2 separate regions of the Homo sapiens genome follow, and region 1 is linked to region 2. Evidence: chromatin loops called from intact Hi-C (ENCODE). Cell type or tissue: ascending aorta. All regions are shown on one strand.

What was found. Hi-C counts contacts between places; a loop is a spot of excess contacts. Peaks named below come from ENCODE experiments on the same cell type or tissue, not always from the same donor. Only the 100,000 strongest peaks of a DNase experiment are listed, where the experiment ranks them.
Region 1: it touches region 2 in a loop (2.6-fold over the local background); 7 of 110 quality-filtered maps call a loop at or near these places.

Annotation. Positions count from the first base shown.
Region 1 is chr3:123,085,459-123,093,458 of GRCh38, reverse strand. PDIA5 (protein disulfide isomerase family A member 5) reads right to left here. Exons shown (of 17, transcript NM_006810.4): 2 at 4,165-4,291; 3 at 1,017-1,104. Among named protein-coding and RNA genes, the nearest start is that of PDIA5, 22 kb to the right of the region's middle. RefSeq lists an enhancer at 7,942-8,000. In ascending aorta, no CTCF peak of the experiment used is centred here; a DNase peak (open chromatin) is centred at 3,558; H3K27ac peaks cover 4,850 bases.
Region 2 is chr3:123,032,486-123,040,485 of GRCh38, reverse strand. No RefSeq gene overlaps it. Among named protein-coding and RNA genes, the nearest start is that of SEMA5B, 8.7 kb to the right of the region's middle. RefSeq lists an enhancer at 5,889-6,443. In ascending aorta, no CTCF peak of the experiment used is centred here; DNase peaks (open chromatin) are centred at 3,315 and 3,735; H3K27ac peaks cover 1,550 bases.

The sequences.
Region 1 (8,000 bases), 53 kb before region 2:
GTCTTCATTTAATAGGCTTTTTACTTTGCCAGTCACACAGAGCACAGCTGGTCAAGGCAAGCACACTTTTGGACCAACTATGAACTAGAATTAACCAATGGCTAAGATCTCACCTACTGCCTGGTGAGCAACCTTTTCTGTTCAGTTAGTATCTGAATGAATCTGGAAGTATGAGGCCACACACACACACACACACACACCCTCTACAGCACACACCACTTGGCTAAGACTTATTATCCTAGTTTCACTCAGTGCTTTGTCAAAATATGAATCTCCTTCAATGCTCTCTAATCACAGGCAGAACAAACTTGAGGTCATCAACTTATAAATCAGTTATGTCCCAAAAATTCACTCGAAAAGTAACCATTTAGAACTCAGACTAAAGAGGAAGAGGATTACACTGGAGTGGGTGCCATAAAAGCTCGCTTAACCTGCAGGGTAGTAACAGGGCTTATGACTCAGGCAATAATAGCTACATTAAAGATTTAGAAGACCTTTATAGGCCTGGGCCCCCTCAGAAGCCAAGGCATAGACAGCTTGACCCACTGATTCTACCTTTGCATGGTGGGCAGCAGAGGCGTCTAGTGGTAATGTCCTGGGTTGGGGGTAAAGCTCATGGTTCTTGCTGCAGACCCACCACAGGCAAACCCACTGGGTAACCTTGAAAATCACCTTGCCTCTCGGGGTATCAAGGCCACCCTCTGTAAGACAGGAAGGCCCCCTCTGCCACTCACCTCCCTCTGGGAAGACAGAAGAAAGAAACACATGGAAATAGAAGAAAGTGAAAGCTCTACGGAAAAAGGGAAGAAATGGGGCTGGGCTGGGAAGAAAGGGGTGGAAAGCCAGACACCACTCTTCCAGTCCAGAGGTGACCTCGAAGTATCACTAGATGGAATCTTTCCATCGCATCCTCTCTCCCAGATTATTAATCAAGAGACAGTTCCTGTCCCCACCAATCAAAGCCCCAAGTGCCCCTCTGCCCAGCAGCCACCATGGCACATGGCCCCAGCACATACCCACAGTCCACCCAGCAGATGGTCCCTTGTCCTTTCACCGCCTGGGCCACTGTGGACAGTAACCTGAGATGATTTTCAGCTGCCACCTCTGTAAAAAAAAAACAAAAAATTAAACATCTGTGACCAAGGGCACTGGGTCATGTCTGCTATCTTCCCTCAGGGGTGAGGAAGGATGGAGACCAATCCTAGAGGGGGTGGAGAAGTCCTGAGCACCAGGTAAAACACCCATCCCTGCATTCAACAGTGCCAGGGCCTGTGCTGCAAGAATGGTCCTGGCTCTTCTCAGAAACCCCTGATCCCACCATACTCAGGGGCCTTCCTCTTGGACACAGAACCCCCAAGTCACCCTGCCTTAATCCACACCTCACACCTTACTATTCCAAGAATCTCTCAGCCAGATCCTCAAGGCCAGTAAAGTCTCCGACTCATGTCTTTCTGGGATACATTTTGACAATTCCATAAACAATGACAATCCTATAACTAAAGCAGGGAATGATGTTGCTGACTCCACATTCATCTGTCCTGATGCCCCACCTAGGAGCTGACGAGAGCTAGGATCAGATCCTTCCTTTACTTGTGCAGCACACGCTCATCTAGGAGCTCAGTACAACCTGATGATAAAATGAGGTCTATAAGTGACACTAGGCTCTGATGGGCCAATGCCAAAGACACCTAAGCCACATTTAACAGCCCACTTCCCCAGAAGCCACGGGGCAAGAGCTGGTCCTGGTAGCACCTCCAGGGGTCAATTGCAGGAATGTGGACCATGCCTTGGGACAGGATGGAGTGATCACAAGAAAGGAAGACTTTCTCATTGGTGCAGATGTCAATCCTGATGGGTCAGGGCAAGGCACCCGGATACTACTGTGGGAGGGCAGGGTCTTAGGGACAGAGCCTCTGTGGCCAGGATTTCAGCACTGCCAGCCTGCAATGATCCACTGCAAAGTGGCTGTGGCCAGTGTTTGATTCCTGTGGCCAGCAGGCTCCTGAGTCACGTTCTCCTAGGCGACACCTGTGAGCTCACTTGAAAGGCCTGCCAGACAAAGACTTGTGGGGAGAGCGATCTGCTGCTTTCTCCCGCCAAAAACCATATGATACATCCCCAAGCCAAGCAGAAATGATGTCTGAATTATGTGCCTCCGCAGATCGCCTTTTCTAGTGTGGATAATGGTAGCTGTTTGTGAATACAGAGCATGCTGAGCCTTTCACAGAAGCAAACAAAAGTATCGCTCAAGAGACATGCATGGAGTCACTCGGAGAAGGCACTCCCAGGAAACCACAGCCAGGGTGACAGGAGGAGGGCGAGCCACTGATGTGGGGAAAGCCATTGTTCTACTGCTGGGACTGGGTTCTGGGAAGCAGGGGAGGGGGAGAAATAAACTACAGCAAGATAAAGTACCCCCTGCCCTAACCTGCATTTTAGCCATGGAAAGGGAGGCACTGCTTGGAAGGATGGGAGGGAGCAAAGAAAATCCAGTTTCTGCACTGTTCAAAAGCCCCACTGAAGGTCACATGTCTCTCGTGCAGCAGGCCTAGGCAAGGAGGCAGGAAGTTAAAATAATTGCCCAGGCCCCATCAGGCAATGAAAGCAGGAGGTAGGCTGACAAGTGGGAAGCACCAGGGGCTCTACTCTCAATGGCTCAAGACAGGGTCGGGTGAGGGAAAGAGAGCTTAGGTGCTACCTCCTGCCCTGCAAGCGCCTGACAACAGGGCCCCACCTTTCCACTCTCTAACTTCCCATAATGATTTTCCGGCCTCAGCCCCAACCTGATCTCAAAGCCCTTCTGTCATTGCAGAATCAATACTCTCTTCCCATCCTCCATCAGAGAAAATGAGAGACAGCGGGGCATAGGGGACCAGCTCCCACCTGCTGCTGGAAGATCTCAAACAAGTCCGCTACTCCCAGCTTCCATTTCCTCATTTGTATACTGGATGTCCTCTGACAACCTGCACTGCCTCCCTCACAGCAAAGGAGCCAATGAGACTGTATTATGATGAGCTTATATGATGGGATCTACCCTAGGGAAGGAATGGAGCGTGTCTATCACTGACAGTCCTCCTAGTTCCAACTCCGGGAGTATCCAAGGCAGCAAGCCACACGTTTTCAGGGCCCTATGCCCCAGGCCTCAAGAGGACACTGCTTCCCCTTTCCCTTGATTTCGCCCCTATTCCTGACAGCAGAGGAATGCTAGTCACATGCTGGGCTCCCAACAATGCACTCGGGGCATGTGTGCCAGAAGGGGAAGCAGCAGCCGCAAGTGGCAATGAACACATCCCACGTGCCAGGGATGCCTGGAGGATGCAGGCACGTCTGGAGCCTCTATCATCCCCCAGGTGCCAGTGAGTGCTGAGGCCGAGCTGCCGGGGAAAACTTTGCCCGGAACTGGCCAGCCACTGGCTGCTGCTTCTCCAGGGCCACAGAAAACTTGGCATCCTTAGAAGCAGCAAAAAACACTTAACTCTGCTGGAACAACTTCAACAGAGTCAGCGTTCACCCTCCCCCAAAGTCACTGCCAAGAGCCAAGCAAACCTCTCTCCATCTGCTATGTCCTTGCCAGCCTCAAGGTCAGAAGAGAGGCAGGCCGCTGCTCCTGCCCCCAAGAAATGCTGTGACCCAAGCTTAGAGCCCACTCCAAATTCAGTCTTGCATCTGACCCCAGAGCAGGACAGATGGACTGGGCAGGGCCAGGGCTGCCAGCTGGGGTGAGTACTTCCAAGCCTGGGACCCATTCAGCTGGCAACAGGCCGGCCTGGCCAGTTAATCAACAGCTCTGGTGAAGCATGCCCTGGCAGGGCTCGGCCCCATGCCTGTGCAGGAAGCCAGGACATCCATGCCCAGTGTCCGCCACTGTGATCCTCTGTCCTACTTCACACACGCCCTCTCCCTCTTGAGGAGTGAGGGGCTCCAGAGGACTTTCCCAACAAACAGTCATAAAAAAGAAATGGAACCACCCCCTCGGATCAGAAAGTGGCAGAGCCAATGCCTCTGTGTGCCTCTGCCTCTGTCTTCTGAGGAAAGGTGACAAACCCCATGTCCCTTGGACCCTCCCTAAGTGGTTTTCATCCTAACGTCTCCTGCCTCCCACTCCTTCCCCTGAATCCCATCCTACCCCGATGGTTGACCTCAAGGCCAGGAAGGGACACTCACCAGATTTGGAGTAAAGCACCAGTACATTATTCCGGGTTCTGAGCAGTTTTTTCAAGTCCTTGGGGTCAGAGATTCTCTCAATGAGCGAGGAGACCTTTGCAGAGGACAGCCATGATGGCAGGACCACCTGGGGATCAAGGAGCCAACGACTGTGAGTTCCAGCTTCTGGCTGGGCCCCAGAAGAATCGGTGCCCATGGATGTGCTGCCTAGAGCTGCTTTACTTCCAGAGGATGAGGGCAAACCAACACATCTCATGCACCACACCTACTTCTTCACCTCTAGGGACACTCCCCAGCCCACTCCCAGTCTCCCTTCCCCTCCAGGCACTTTTATAAGGCTGTATGGACTGCAGATATATACAGTCAGCCCTCTATCTCGCAGGTTCCGCATCCACAGATTTGACCAACCATGGATGGAAAACATTTGAAAAACATAAAAAATAACGGGATAACAGTAAAAAATAATAGCAATAAAACCAATACAGTATAACAACTACTTACTTAGCATTTATATTGTATTTGGTATCATAAAAAATCTAGAGATGATTTAAAGTATACAGGAAGTCATGCATAGGTTAGATGCAAATACCATGCCATTTTATATAAAGGACTTGAGCATCCATGGGTTTTGGTATCCTGTGGAGGCGGGATGCTGGAACCAATCCCTCAAGGATACCAAGGGAGGTTTGTATAAACATTCTGCATTGTTACACATCAGTCGAGAGCCCCCTGGGAGGTCAATGTCTGTCCATATTCCTCATGTTACCACAATGCCATATGCTGGGGCAAAGTAAAAACTCCATCCCATCTAGAAGCACCAAAGCATAAAATACACAGAGAAATAAGATCATCCCTTAATGCTTAGGATGGGAATGGATGGGTGAGAGGTTTTTAGCTTTTCTTACTCAGCCAAGTGATCTCAGGAGGTCAGTCAACAAGAAATGAGCCAATTCTCCCCCAGAGAACCCTGGAAAACTTCGGGAACTGGAGGTATCAGGCACCTCTGCAGGCACAATGAAGGGTGGGCTAAAAGCAATGGGTGGGGGTTTATTAAAAGTGTGAATAAGGAGTAGACACAAAGCAGATCCCCTTGCCCAGATTGCACAGCTGGGCAACAGCCCCTTGCCCACCTGTCAGAAAGCAAGAGGGTTACTATATGGAGAGATTGAGTAAGAAAAGTTCCACTGGGAGATAACCCGGCAGAGGGTGGGAGGATGGCCCTCAGAAAAGACAGGGGGATTCAAAGAAAGTCTACAAACTGAACCTTGAGATCACTCATTCCTCCAAGCTCCCAGCCCCCAGCATCTCCCTTCCCTTCTCTGGAATGCCACCTGCCAGTCTTATTCCCCAGGCAACAGATTAGAGAATTTCCCTCTGGGGAAACTGAGGAGCATAAGAAAAACAACCTAAAGACAGTGATTTGGAGATCCTCAATTGAAACAGCTGGGTTCCTGCTCAAATCTCCACTGTGAGGCTCTCCCAGTAAACAAGCACTCTCCACTCCCTCCACACACTCACAGAGCTGCCAGTCAATGTGCTAGTGCCTTGCTCTTCAAAACAGACAGATAATCAAGGTTCACCGGTTACAAAAGACAGAGACCAGAACAAACCAATGGAAAGATGAAATGTAGAAGAAAAAGAAAATTAAAAGAACAGAAGAAAACAAGAAAATTATTATTCTCAGAGAAATAAAATGGTGCATCCATAAAATAAGAATAGAATGTTATGAAGAAAAATAAATACTCAGAGAATCGTGAAAATCTCTTGGAAAGTAAAACTATCACAGAAATAATTAGGGTTGGAAGTAGAATTGAAAAAAAAAAATCTCCTAGAAAATACAACAAAAAGATCAAGAAATAAAAAAGGACTTAAGAAAAATAAGAGAATGGACCCATTAAGCACAAGAACCAAATTAAAGAGACTCCAGAAAAAGAAAAAGAAAAAAAAAAGAGGAAAATCAATTATCAAAAAATTAATTTGAAGCCTGGCACAACGTCTCATGCCTGCAGTTCCAACTACTTAGCAGGCTGAGGCAGGAGAATCACTTGAGCCCAGGAGTTCATGGCCAGCCTGGGCAACAGTGAGACTCAATCTCTAAAAAAGCAAATAAATTAAAATAATAGTTGAAGAAAATGTTCCAAAACTGAAGGATATGAGTCTTCAGTTGGCAGGGCCCAGCATCATGAATAAAAAGACTCTTACCAAAATACATCACTGAAAACTTTCAGAACACTGCTGACAAAGGGGAGACCCTAACCATTTCAAAGAAAAAATAAATACAACATACAAAAGATCAGGAGTCAGAATTGGCATAAGACTTCATCAGCACACAAAAGACAATCAAGCATTGGCTTCACAATTCTCAAGGAAAATGATTTCTAACTGGAATTCTGTAACCAGCCAAACTACCAATCATGAAAATAGACTTGAACAGATGAAAATATCAGATGTATAACATTTACCACCAGCGCACCCTTTCTCAGAAAGATACTGGGACCCGTCTTCCACTACAACAAAAAATAAATGAAAAATTAGACATGGAAACTAGGAAACAAAGAATTCAATGAAAGAGAGAGGCAAAAGGATTACCACATTGATGGTGAAGAGAAATCCCAGGATGACAACTGTTCAACAGCCTGCAGAGCAACCAGACCAGAACAGAGCAACGACGGAGCTCATGGAGGAACATGGTCAATAAAAAGGGGCAACCATAGCTTATTTGATATGCTTGGTCATACTGAGAGGAGTGTTAATTTCTGCCAGAAAAAATTTTTTTAAAAATAATCTGACCAAAATTACATAGCTAGTAAGTAGAGCCAGGATCTGAATCCCAGTCTTTCTAATATGAGTCACGCCTTCTCAGCCTCCTGCCTTTTTGCAGTCAGAAGTCTTGGATTGAGTCTGAGCCTCATCACTCAATAGCTAAGATGCCTAGCCAATGTCACTCAACCTTTTACAGGCTTAGTGACTCCTGTCTGACATACAGATAATGATACTTCCCTCGTGGGATTGATATGAGGATGAAATGGGATAATTTATTGAACGTGTTTTATAAATCAGAAAGCACTCTGAGAGTATCAGTTACCATAATATATAACACAAACTTCCATCTCAGCAGAGAAGAAGACTGAAACATTACCATATTCTAGTGTTTCTAAATATAATCTGCCATTGGAATTCAAAGTTTCCCTCTTCCCAGAGTAAACCCATCCAGGAGGAAGCCAAGGAATGATTTCTCCCTCATCACACCCTGCAGAGCAGGGTAAAATGTCTGAGGACCCGCTGCCCTTATGCAAGCCACCTTAAGAGCTCACCAAAAAGTCTGCTAAACTTTATTATTATTACATGTTATCCTACTACTCCCAGGGAGCTAACGGACTTCAGACTGAAAACTCCACAGCTCAATGCACATGATTAAAGGGAAAAAAAATAATCTGTTGGAAAAACACATTGCCTCACTGCTGTTTTTAATCCTCAGATAATCTGACCAGCGGAGAGCAACAACTGCTCTTGCCCAGGGCCTCAGGACTCTGACCTGTAGTCCAGCCCCTCCTGAGGCTGGTAGGCACCCACGCTTCTGGAACTGGGGAGAAGGAAAGGGGAAGGCAGGAGGGAGGGTGAGCCCAGAGCTCATCTGCCCAGGCAGCGGTGTGTGCAGCTGAGCCGCAGCGACAACAAAGTGTGTACAAGAGAAACCACTAGAGGCTGAGGCTCACAGCACACCCTCAGCTTCCTTCCCATAAAACCCAGTCCATCCCGCAGGTCATCTAACCCAGGGCCAATGAGATTAAACAAACCACCTTCCAGCCAGTCAGCCAAGCCCCTCACCCAGCATT
Region 2 (8,000 bases):
GTTTTCATTGTCACTCCATGTCCAGGGCACTAGAAATAGCCTTCATATCCATTTTGGGGCTATTCCTGGAGCTTAAAGCTCATGGAAGGATACTCTCTGGTTAATTGAGGTGTTACTCTAGCAACAACAACAATACAAATCAGAATAGTAGCTGCAAATTTCACATCAAAAGACTCAGGTGTGGAAACGTGTAACTTCATTTTCTTATAACTCAAGTTAATTTCTGACCCCAAGCCCGTATTCTGCTTGATGCAAGAAATTTATTCTAGTGACTTTCAAGTACAATCAATAAACTTCAGTATTTCTCAGTCTTTTTTTAATTTAAAACTTAGTCTATTCAGGATGATTTCCACTTTTCTGAGCTCCTGGAGAAAGGTGGGATTCCCTAAGTGGTCCCCTAGTAGCAGTGTGCTTCTGAGGTGGATAGTGGTGTCTGTTTGCAGTTTCTGCGGGCCTCATAGTTGGGCTTGGCTGGGGTAATAAACAGTCCTGCTCAAACAGAGACTGCACTGTCCTGGTGCTGGGGATCCCTGAGTTGTAATCACATCCCAATCAGATTCACTGTGGGGACAGTCCACACCACATCCCTCTGCTGCGTGACCCCTCATCCCAACAGAGATCCCCTCCTAGGGCTCTTTCTCTCTCTCAGTTAACTTCCTTGACCCACTCATAAGAACCTGACTCACCCTCTCATGTCACTCTCAAGGCCTAGAAAGCCCAGGGGATAAGGGCTTTCTCTCCCTTTGCCTTATGGCCAGAATGAGATGGAGAAGAGGAAAAAGAGAAGAAAAGAACAATGTGGTTATCATCTCAAATATCATTCTGTTGCATCAGTACACATTGCCTCCTCCAAAGCAGTGCTATTTTTTCATTTCCAAGTTGAAATCTACCAACATGCCTCTTTTGATCCCTTTTAACCAGGTTTCTACTTTCTTCTCAGATTGTTCAAAGAAACACTGGGAACTTTCCCCTCCCTGAGGAACTTCCATAGATGTACACCTTTGGTCTCCATCCCAAACTTGCTGACCTGTGATTGTTCATCCACTGCCAGCCATCTCTGTCCTCCACCTGCACCTGGGACCTGTTGCCCTGCACCCATGGACAATCTCGGCTTCCATCCAGCTCCACTTTGCACTCTCTCCACTCTTGAATCGCATGAAACCAACCAACTGGTTCATGTGTTTATTTTTCATTTCCTTCTTTTGTTCTATGTAAGTGTTTGTTTATTTTTTAACCTTTTTACTTGCCTTGAATCCTTTTTGGAAATAGATGAGGTCTAAATTAAAATTGTAATAAATAACACGAGCATAGCCTTTTTAAAGTTAAATGACTAGAACTACCCACATTATGCCAGATGTGGATACACCATAATTTTCCTGTCTCCAAATTGCTTTCATTTTGAATAGATTTCTTTGTGTGAAGCCTTTGATGTTTTTCCCCCTTCTGAGTCAGTAATCCTAGTTAGGCAAAAGAAAGAAAAGGAATAATGGTGTTGGGTTATCTGTGATATCCCAGGTTTTCTGCTGGACCTGTTTGTCTACATTGTCTCACTGCATGCATCCCAAATTCCTAGCTGGAGCCAAAGCCATATTTACCCTAAGGTTCAAACAAGCCTATCCATAAGACTGCAGGGGGAAATGGGTGGACAAAAATGCAGAGATTGGTTTGAGTCTCCTGTGAAAAAAATTAGTTTTCTAAGCTTGAAGAGAGAATCCACCTGGAAGAGAAGAATTTGTTAATTCGTTCAACAAATATTTATTGAGCATCTATAATGTACCCAGCACTGTGCTAGAGACACAATGGTGAGAAATTCAAGGGCGGTGAGCCAGTTTTGGAGGAGAGGAAGAGTTCTGAGTGCAGCAAGGGCGAGTGTATCGCTCGGCTTGTCCTCTGGACCAGACAGTCCTAAGGCACGACAGCTGCAGTGCAGAGCCAAGAAACACCAAAAGTTGCTCCAGTTCCATTTTCAAAGGAGAGTGAGAGAAAAGTCGAGGCCAGTGTTTTCTGCAACCTGCAAAACAATCCCTCTTCACAAGCATCAGGAAACTTAACTTGGAGATGTTCTTGGACACTAGGAGGGGACTTAAAATGAGACATCAGTAGAGTCTAGGGACATTGACCCAAACAGCCAAGGCAAGAAGGAGGGGCAGAGCAAGGGCAGCTGACAGGACTCGGGCCCTGGACTCGACTGAGGCATGTGCTGGGGCTTGCAAGGACTTACCAGGAAAAAATGGGGGAAAGCTGCAATTTCCAAGTTAAGAGGGTGGAGCTGGAGAAACAGCTTTGGGACTTTTGCCAAGTCTTTACTTGTATCCCCAGGCTAATGTGGCCTGGAGTGGGTTAAGTTATTTCACATTGGGGCTCAGAGGAGATAACGCTCTTTCTCAAGGTCATTGATTTGGTAAGTCTTTCTCCAAAGTCCCAGACCCAGTCCACCATACGGTATTATAGAAGAGCTACAGGGTTCCCATCTCTGCTCTGCTGTCAACACATTGTAAGATGTTGGACAAGTGAATGTATCCCCTTGAGCTCTACTTTTTCATCTTTTGAAGGGAGGTGTTGGACTAGAGGAGCTACAATATTCTGTGATTCTTGGGCTGATTTCACTGGTTCTGGGTACTGTTGATAATCTGATCCAGCCTTACCTATCCTGACGAATCCCCCTCATGTCCTTGGCCCTTTCACTGTAGCCAATCCAATTTTTTCACTGTCCCTAGAACACAGCACACTCTTTTCCATTCCTGACTCTTTGGCAAATTCCTCCTTAGGGACACTAAACACATCAGAATGCACATGCTGGTCAGACCATGGTCTCTCCATTGTTGGGAGGGACATGCCCACTACCTTCCCTGATGCAGACTTTCAAGGTGAGCGTATGTCAGCTTCCCTGGGCATCCATTTACATCTCTGACATTAGTTTGTCCAGATGCTTTGTGAATTCATTTCTATTTCCCTCATGTACTACATCTTGGAGTAAATTGTTCCACAATTTTATTACCTATTCCTTTTATTTGCTCTAACTATTCCTCTCTCATCTTCCCCTCCAGCGAGTATTTGGGTTGAATAAGTCCTTGTTGATCTTCTGGTTATTGATGAGTTTACTGATTGCCATTGTGTCCTTTTCCAGTCTGGAGGGTTCTAACCCTTTCTGGCCTGTCTTCCCTCGGCAGCCTTGAGTTATTCTCTTCCGTTCCTTCTCCAGTATCTGAACATCAGAGGTTCAGTGACTAGAACCCAGCACAAATCAGTGAGAGGTGGATGTATCATGTTTAAAGAAATGAGGGGGTGGGGGCTCAGTTATTTTCAGCCACCTCCTCCCCTCGCTGATGCCTGACGTGTTTTCTTGGCTTTTGGAGCAAAGCAGGACTTTCAACTCATGTATTGGAAGGGAAAATTCTTCCAAAGGCCCTCTCCTGACTTTTGACAGAGATGTTAGTCACAGAGTTTGGATTTTATTTTTAAACGTATCTGCACATGCCACGTTAAATTTATCTGCCCCTTTTCTTGCCAAATTATACAAACTCGGTGGGTAATGATAACTAACATTTAGTGAGCTCATACAATGCCCTAGGCACTGTATTAAATGTTCTCCTTACAGTATCTCTTTTAATTCTCTCTGCAACCCTATGAGGTAAGGACTATTATTACACAATGTTGAAGACAAGGATATTGAGAAACAGACAGATTAAGTAACCTGATCATCACACAGCTGGCAAACGACACAGCCTAGACTCAAACTCAGGGAGTCTGAGATTTTCAGCCTTGATGCTCTAACCAGTCGACCCTGGCTGTGGATTGGAATCACCCGGGAGCTTTGAAAAAAAACACTAATTCCCAGGGCCTCACTCAGGGCAGTTAAATCAGATTCTCTGGGGATATCTTCAAAAGCTCCCGGAGATGATTCTAATGTCCATCCAGGGTCAAAGACCAATGCTCTGGTGCCTCCTCCTGTCAAAGCCTGTCAGTTTCTTGCCACTGTACCTGGAGGATTATAGTTGGAGCCATCTGCAAGGGAAAGATTTGTCATGTGACCTTCCCCTCCCGAACACGTATAAAGATGTTAAATTATACCAGTCTTGGCATACACTCTTTTTTTTTTTTTTTTTTTGCTGTTGTTGTGGTAAAATATAAACAACATAAAATGTATCATGTTAACTTATTTTAAAAATATTTACTTTTTAATACATAAACTGGGCCGTTCCACATATGTATTTTTTCCTTTTTAATTATGGTGAAATACACTAACATAAAATGTGCTGTCTCAGTGCTCCTGAAGTGCACAGTTCAGTGGCATTAAGCACATTTGCATTCGGCCACCGTCACCACCCTCTATCTCTACAACCTTTTCATCATTCCAAAGTGAAACTCTGCACCCATTAAAACCTAACCCCCCATTTTACCCCTTTCTCAAGCCACTGGCAACATCCATTCTACCTTCTGTTTCTGTGAGTTGACTACTCTAAATACATCATAAAGGTGAAATCATACAGTATTTATCCTTTTGTGTGTGACTTTTTTACTTAGCATGTCTTCAAGTTTCATCCATGTTGTAACATGTTAAATTTCATTCATTTTAAAGGCTGAATATTTCATTGTATGTCTATATCATATTTTGTTTATCCATTTATTGCACAGATTCTTGAAGAGAAAATTTTAACAATGGACCATCTAAAGAAGCCTAAATTTTTTTTTTCTTTTTTTCTTTTTTTTTTTTTTTTGAGACAGGGTCTTGCTCTGTCATCTATGCTGGAGCAAAGTGGCTGGATCTTAGCTCACTGCCACCTTGACCTCCTAGGCCCAAGGGATCCTCCTGCTCAGCCTCCCGAGTAGCTAAGACTACAGGTGTGCGCCACCATGCCTGGCTAATTAAGAAAAAAATTTTCTTTTAGAGTGACGGGGTCTCACTATGTTGCTCAGGCTGGTCTTGAACTCCTGAGCTGAAGCAATCCTCCTGTCTCAGCCTCCCAAAGTACTGGGATTACAGGCATGAGACACTGTGCCTGGCTGAAGCCTAAATTTGTTCCTACCATTTATTTTCTGTCTCTAAGCCATTCTCTTGATAAAAGAGATATCATTCTTTCCTCCCCCTCAAGTTTCATGGTGACTTAACCTTTCAAAAAAGCCTTTCTTAGAGAACTTTGTCAAAAGCTCTTTAAAAGTCTAAGTGGGTTATAGGTTTTTCCTCATTATACCTACTCCTCCTTTACTTTCTTAAAGAATTCCACTAAATGCATGTTTCATCACCTGCATCTGCCCACGCCCACATTTTCTTTGTGACCCAAGGCAATTCCCACCTCCTTCAAGAAGCCTTCCTGGACACTATGCCTCAGCGACTCCCTCTCCACTGAACTTCTCCAGTATTTATTGCCTGGAGCAGTCAATCTGGCATTTACCTGCTATTTACTTCTTGCTTGCACCTCACGTTCCCAATAAGATGATCATCCCTTAAGCACTGCTTATCCTCTGTGTGTGTCCTCTCTAGCCTCAGAACAGAACTGAGCAAATAACAGGGGTGTGAAAATTCTTATTTAATTGAAGTGAGGAAGCCTGCTGCCTCCCACTCAAATCAGGGCTTCTTGGCTAACATCTGAGATCCAAGCTACCTGCAGCATTGCCAGGATGTGTTAAGGGCACGTTCTATCCCCCTCATTTCCCAGATGAGAGCAGAGCCAGCACAAAGCAAAATGGGTGGGGTTCAGGCAAAGTTGTCTTCATCAGGACTTCACTTACTTCACTTGGCTCACACTCCCCCTTTCTCTAATGATCACTCGTATTGTTTCTCTTATTCTTTTTTATTCCTCCCCATCTTAGTTCCCTATTCTGCTTTCTGACCCCTTAGGGTACTACCTCATGCAATAAGTGTGGATAATGGGTTTTCATTGTTTTTGGCATATCTGCCCCAATCAGGATCCTACTCAGGTGCTGGGGCTGTCATAACAGTCTCCTAGTTGGTCTCCATCACTCAAGTTTAGCCACTGCTACTGTTCTCACTTCATCAGCCTTCTGCCCCAAACTTTGTATTATTTCCCTTGCCTGGACTATAGGAAAAATTCCAGCCCCATTCCATGGCATTCAAGGCCTCTCTGGCCCTCCCACGGTCACGCATCGTCTGCTGCTGCATCCCTCCATGCCTTCTATCAATAACAATGTCTTGAATGCCTTCTCTCCGGGGGCTAGGGTTCTAGGTGCTTTATATGGTCCTGGTACAGAGGTGTGCTCAATAGATCATTCAAAGGGAATGGCTGTTTATCTCCCACTCCTGCTAAGGTGCTGCTAATGTATGTGTTGCCTCGTTTAGATAAGGCATTAGGCCAACCTACTATTTCACTGCTATGAGGATTTTAGTCCATGGAACACCAGAGGAGAGACATTTTGGTGGGGGCAAAAGCCTTTCTGGACCTCTCAACCACTCCAGTGGTTTTCTACCCCCAACCAGGCAGGAGGTTCTCCCTCCTTATGCCCTACCCAGAGATATGGTCCTGCTCGGGTCCTCTCAGCACCAGGCCAGGCCCAAGCCCTTTTTGGTTACAACCTGGGATCTTTTCCTTTTCTTTTATTTATTTATTTTTTTTGAGGCAGAGTTTCGCTCTTGTTGCCCAGGCTGGAGTGCAATGGCGTGATCTCAGCTCACTGCAACCTCCACCTCCCTGGTTCAAGCAATTCTCCTGCCTCAGCCTCCCGAGTATCTGCCATTATAGGCATGTGCCACCATGCTCGGCTAATTTTTTGTATTTTTAGTAGAGACGGGGTTTCTCCATGTTGGTCAGGCTGATCTCGAACTCCCAACCTCAGGTGATCCACCCGCCTTGGCCTCCCAAAGTGCTGGGATTACAGGCATGAGCCACCGCGCCCGGCCCAGATCCTTTTTTTAATGGGATACAGATCTCCTTCTGGGAACACTGCTTTAGGTGACCTTGGCCAACGCCCATCCTGTCCTGATCTTATCCAGGACCTCTGTGGCTTCACGCTGGTCCTGGGAGATAATCACAGACACAGATCTCTAGTGTTCAAATGCCTTCAAGAAGGGTGACCACACCTTATGTTCTTCCTTGGGTCTAAACATCCGAAGAGTTGCCACTGTCTTCCTTGCCTGGAGTTGAGCCCTTGGACTTGACCCTTTATCCTGCTCATCTGCCAGGAAGCCTGGTGTCATCCCTGAACCAGCCATGCCTCTGATCTTCACAACCCATACCTCACTTCCTCTTGATTTATCCTCAGCCCAAATCTGACAGTCTGTGCCAGCTGAGCAGGAAAGAGGAAAGCAGAGAGGTGCTTATGAGTGCTCAGGAAGAGAGATGTGATTACCCCTGGGTGTCAGCCCGAGGCCAAGCTACAAAGCCTGCCTTCCCAATCTCTCACCACACCCTTGACTTAGGACTGTATGAAGAAAAACTAGAAATGTAACACAGGGAACAAAAATGGTTCCAGAAAAATTGCGTGTATGTGGGATTGATGAACACTTTTTGTGGGTTTCAGAGCTAATTCTCCCCTCTGTTGTGATTTGGAATGCTGCAGGTGGTTAACTGGGTTGAAAAACAATTAGCATGTTTTACTATAATATACATTTTCTATTAAAGAGTTTTTAAGTGCTAATATAAATATTAACTAATAAGCAATTGGAGAAAAAAATTTATATGGAAAAATCTCAGTTCAAGCCTAGCTCTGAAAATTACCAATTGCATCCCTGATTCCTATCTGTAAAATGAGGATAATAATCATTCATTTATTAAATCATTATTTTGTACCTTTAAAAGAAACCACCAAACAAACAAAAACCAAGCCCTGTTCTGTAAGCTGGGGCTATAGTGATGAACAAAGCAGGCAAGGCCTCTGCTCCTGTGGAATTTATATTCTGGTCAGGGGAGACAGACAATAAATATGTACAATGTCAGATGGTGATAATGACAAGTATTTGTCATTTTTGAAAAGATGGTAATACATCTCTGATGAATTGATATTTGAGCAGAGATTAAAGGAAGTGAGGAAATGACCTATGTGGA